2 separate regions of the Homo sapiens genome follow, and region 2 is linked to region 1. Evidence: chromatin loops called from intact Hi-C (ENCODE). Cell type or tissue: PC-9. All regions are shown on one strand. Region 1 has its middle 41 kb from the start of KIAA0040. Region 2 overlaps COP1 (COP1 E3 ubiquitin ligase).

Region 1 (2,500 bases):
TGTTTCTGCAGTGTATACAGATTCTCACTAACCTTTATGAACCTTTCTCTTTTACTCTTCCCTTTCTCTTTTACTCTTCCCTTTCTCTTTCTTCCATTTGCAACCCATAATAATCCTGTTGGTGGCTATTCATAGCAAATATGTTTTAGAGCTGCTAAAGAGACATCTCTATCAAAAGAAAAAAAAGAAAAAAAGAAAAAGTTTTAAATGAAAATATGAAGACTGAAGATCCAAGCCCACTATTTTACCATTCCAGAGTGCCTTCGTACATAAAAACCACTTTCATTATTTCACTTGATTCTCACTTTATAAATGAAGAAAATGAGGCCCAGAGAAGGTAAGCCAGTTTACCCAAAACTGGAATAGAAACCCAAGTCTTCAGACTCCTACCCCAGTGTTCCTTCTGCACACCAGGCATCGAGATCCAGGCCAATCTGATCTTGGCTCCTCAAAGACTGTTGAACTTGTAGACGCCCCTCCCTTGAGTTGGAAACTTACAGAACACAATCAAGGGTCTTCCCATAAGCCTTTAAAGTGCCCAAATGCCTCCTTTATATGTCCCACAGCAAGCCTCATCTGCCTCCTTCTCCTTCTCTAATTCAACCTAATTTTCTTCACTTACCAAAATAAAGAACTGTTTCCATTCCATTTTGTTTCTTTCTTTTATTTAAATTACAGTACCGCAATACTGTTGTTTCCTATTTTTCATTATACATACACTGCAACTCATCTATATTGTAGAGTAAACAGAGTTTTATGGGCTAACCTGAGAACCTACCTTCTTTATATAACATTATAATTGGAACTCAAATAATTTCACCCACAGAAACAGCCAACTGACAGAAGGAATTGGAGAAGTGAATTCATTTGCAAATTAGGAGCTGCCTGAAATCTCTCCCAGGGGTGCCCCCCTTCACCTTTCATCAGGCTGACAACCTCTATCCGCCTTTCCTCCCCAGCAGCCCAGTGCGCCGGGTCTGGGGATAGAGTCCAATCTCACCAAGCAATCTCCTCAAGGTTGTTCCCAGTTATTTTTTGCGCATTTGTCCAGCAAGAACGCTGCCTAAGAAACCACCAAGTGCAGGCCCAATGTTAAGCTGGGCCTCACCGACTGACTCTCCAGATAGCATCACCCAGGAAAAGAGAAAAGTGGGGACCTAGCCCCCAGAACTCCCCTTTATAGAAGAGAGAAGTGGCGCTGAAATGAGAGGCTCCCGACAGGACAACACTGCCATCTCCTGGCCAGGCTGAATATAGCAAACCTCTTGCACTAAGCTGCGGTCCCAACCGTATTGATCAGCTCCGTATTGACATGAACTCCCTCCTGATCCCCTCCACCACCCTAGCGAAGCGCTTGAGGTAATGACTTGGAATTTCTTTTTTTTTTTTTTTTTTTTTGAGACGGAGCTTCGCTCTTGTTGCCCAGGCTGGAGTGCAATGGCTCAATCTCGGCTCACTGCAACCTCTGCCTCCTGGGTTCAAGCATTCTCCTGCCTCAGCCTCCGGCGTAGCTGGGATTAGTGGAGGGCCTTTTCCATCAACTGGCTAAATTTCACCAAGAGTTTCTCGCTGTTATACTTGTTTTTCCTTCTGCCATGCCATCCCTTCATCTGCATGTCCCCTGTCCACATCTCCTCACACACCACACCTGGCCTTTTTCCTTCCTCAATCACAATTTCTGGAGGCATTTTCTATCTTTCTCCTCAGCTCCTTCAGCATTTCCTGGCTTTAATCATCTTTAAATCCCTGAGAATTCAAATTTTAAACGCAGAGCTTTTGATCTCATTTGACAAACATAAACTCTGGGACCCTATTCCCAGAGGAAGCCACTGTCAGGAACAACCAGCTCTAAGCTCTGACATGAAACGACCCATCTCTTGCCTGTACCACCCATCCTCCTCAAAGCCCACCATTCCTTCTTCCTGGATATCTCACTAATCTAGACCCTCCTCCCCTTCTCCACCATTTCTGCCACAGGCCAAGGAAGTTATGACCGCTTGCCTGAACTATCACAATAGCACTCAACTTGCCTGTGAGTCCCTATCCTTCCTCCAAAACTTCCCTCAACACCCCCAGCCCTGTTGTCTATCCTATCACCAGACTGATATTTCCGAAATATACATCTGACCTTGTCACTCTCAGGTTTAAAAACCTGTGTGTTCCCCACTTTCCACATGCTTTCATCTGAGCAGTGGCTCTCAAGCGTGGTCTATGTTGGAATCCTTGGGGGCACTTTAGGAAGCTCAGGTGCACAGAACTCACCTGATACCCACTGGAGCAGAGCCCGTTGAGGGGAGTGGAGCTTCTGTACCCATGGAGGCCCCCTGCCGCCGCCGACAGGTAGTGAGCGCTGAGAACCTCAGTACTGGCCTGGCAAAGGAAGAATCCCCACTCATCTCACCAGCCTGGCTCCCCACCAAGCTCTCCTCACCCCAGTAAGAAACCACTTTGCCCCCCTCAGACATGCCACACTCCACACTTTCTCTTCCTTGCTGCCAAG
Region 2 (2,500 bases), 920 kb before region 1:
CTTTTTTAAAGCTTGATTTAATGTAGTGTTGAATTTTTTACAATTGCTAATAAACCCTAATCATACTGACATTTATGTGAAAACATTGTGCATTCTGAGGCAGAAATACATTCTTAGGAAGACCTAAACAAGATCTTAGTTTGGAAATACTTACAAATTGTGGTTAGATTAAAACATTTAGACTAATATAAGAAATTTTTAAGATACCTCTGGTTGGGCCGTCTTGCATGCTACATTCGTTTTTTTTCTATTAATTACACCAAATTAATGTTTTTTAAAGAAAAAATTCCAATTTTAAAGTTTCTTAGGCATGAGAGATGAAGACTAGCAAGAAAGGATGATATGGCCAAAGAAATGAAGGTGTGAAAAACTCTCACAGCTCTGTTGATTTTTTGCTTTTCTTACTTTCTTATATTCAAACACATCATTGATAATAAATTTACTTCAACGCCTTCTAATTCCTCCCAAAAAAGGAAATTTAATTAATTTCTTTCAGAAAGAGGAATAAAGAGGCCAGGTGAGGTGGCTCACACCTGTAATCCCAGCACTTTGCGGGGCCGAGGCAGGCAGATCACTTGAGGCCAGGAGTTCCAGACCAGCCTGGCCAGCATGGTGAATCTCCATCTCTACTAAAAATACAAAAATTAGCCAGGCATGGTGGCGTATGCCTGTAATCCCAGCTACTTGGGATGCTGAGACAGGAGAATAGCTTGAACCTAAGGGGCAGAGGTTGCAGTGAGCTGAGATCACTGCACTGGGCAACAGAATGAGACTCTGTCTCAAACAAAGAGGCCTAAACAAGTATTTGAGAAGGCAGATAATGTTGAATTTGGTGCATTATTTTGTTACTTTGTAGAAGAGATAATTATTCTTACTGTAAAATTGCATGACATAATGTTGGTCACTTACTGCAGTGATAATCTGAGAGAAAAGGCCGAACCAGAAACGTATTTTTCTTCCTTTGCTTATTTGGAGTTAAGACCATACCCTTCAGTCCACAAGGTGGCAGCATTTGTTTACTTTGACAGTATCTCGACTATTAAACAATAGACAAGGTACGGAATTGGTGACATACAGTGAAGTTCACTCTCATAAGTAGAAGATGGTCCTAGGTTAGCAATGGCAAGGAACAGGAAAGAAGACAGTTAATTGCATTCTTTTTACACACAGCAATAATAGCATATTTTGCATTTTTTATTCTATTAGGTGTTCAGTGTCCACCAGAGAGAAATAGTTTGAAACTGTATAGTTTAAACTTAATATACTTAGTAGTGATGGTTGTCTTTTGAATTCCGAGTTTGAATTTTGTACAACTAGATTGTTATGGTAAAAATTGTTAAACATTCTACCTCTAGAGAGTTTTTCAATATTTTTACTTATGTTTGTTCAAACTGTTGGAATGGAGTTGTATCAAGCATTAGTAAATTCCTAAGAAGAAAATAGTTATCTATGGTGGCATTCATTGATGCTAGAATAGTCTCTGTACTGGTAATGTGGAGTGTGTTACCTACTCATTTTTAGACAACATCATAAATATTTTACATCAATTCCCTAATTCATTTAATCCTTGTATCAACCCTGGGTAGCAAGATATTGCTATTAACCTCATTTTACAGATGAAAAAAACTGAGATAGAAATTTTGTAACTTGTCCAAGATAAACCTAATGCCAATAATAGACAGAACTGAGATTTGGATACAGGCGTACCTGAATTCTAGTGCTCTTCTATTCACTTAAGGATTTATTGAAACTTTGTAAAGTTTCAGAAAACACTTTTCCTTTGAGACACCCAGAAGAAAAAGAGGAATTAATTCTTTTGAGGTTCTGACACTGTGTATCCCTATTCCTATAAGGAGGTCAAAATAATGAATATTTTTTATACTAATTTTTGACGTATAATTCTGCACCTTAGATGTCACTTTACCATAGTTTGAAACTATTCAAATTAAACTTTATGTTTCTATGATAGTTACAAGGATCATTTTTGCTAAGTTTCAATTTATAATTGCAGCAAATGTGGATCCAGATTGAGGGTAACTTTTAATATGTTCCTTATTGTAGAGTGCTTGTGAGCTTTAAATTTATACTTAAAAAGACATCTCTAGATAATTATTGACTTGTTTTCTAAGGAATGGATATGATTTTTAAGACTGCCAATGTACTTTCCCTTTTTGTCAGAAGGTATTTCCATTATTGTCTTAAGCGTTATTGACCATCTGGGGTTGGTTGAGAAATGAGATGAATGGGAGTGCAGAGGGAGGGATTTCCTTCCCAAATTTTGCCTGGGATCAGTCTTTTAAAGCAGTTATTTTTAAAGCTGTGTTTTAGGCTGAGAGATTCATCTAGGCAGGGGCCTTACCTGTCTTATTTCTTGCATATTCCTATGTCTGTAAATATTTGTTAAATGAATGCATGAATGAATGAAAATTTGTTTTACCTGCTGGGAGAGGATCCAGAGTAAGTAGGACTCTAGCATTTGTCCATATATGTCCACATATTT

The links. Hi-C counts contacts between places; a loop is a spot of excess contacts. Peaks named below come from ENCODE experiments on the same cell type or tissue, not always from the same donor. Only the 100,000 strongest peaks of a DNase experiment are listed, where the experiment ranks them.
Region 2: it touches region 1 in a loop (13-fold over the local background); 50 of 110 quality-filtered maps call a loop at or near these places.

What each region holds. Positions count from the first base shown.
Region 1 is chr1:175,150,946-175,153,445 of GRCh38, reverse strand. No RefSeq gene overlaps it. Among named protein-coding and RNA genes, the nearest start is that of KIAA0040, 41 kb to the left of the region's middle. RefSeq lists a silencer at 1,099-1,393. In PC-9, CTCF peaks have their summits at 1,029 and 1,228 (motif pointing left); no DNase peak of the experiment used is centred here; H3K27me3 peaks cover 169 bases.
Region 2 is chr1:176,072,238-176,074,737 of GRCh38, reverse strand. The region is part of intron 11 of COP1 (COP1 E3 ubiquitin ligase); the gene reads left to right. Among named protein-coding and RNA genes, the nearest start is that of MIR1843, 110 kb to the right of the region's middle. In PC-9, CTCF peaks have their summits at 809 and 1,008 (motif pointing right); a DNase peak (open chromatin) is centred at 1,037.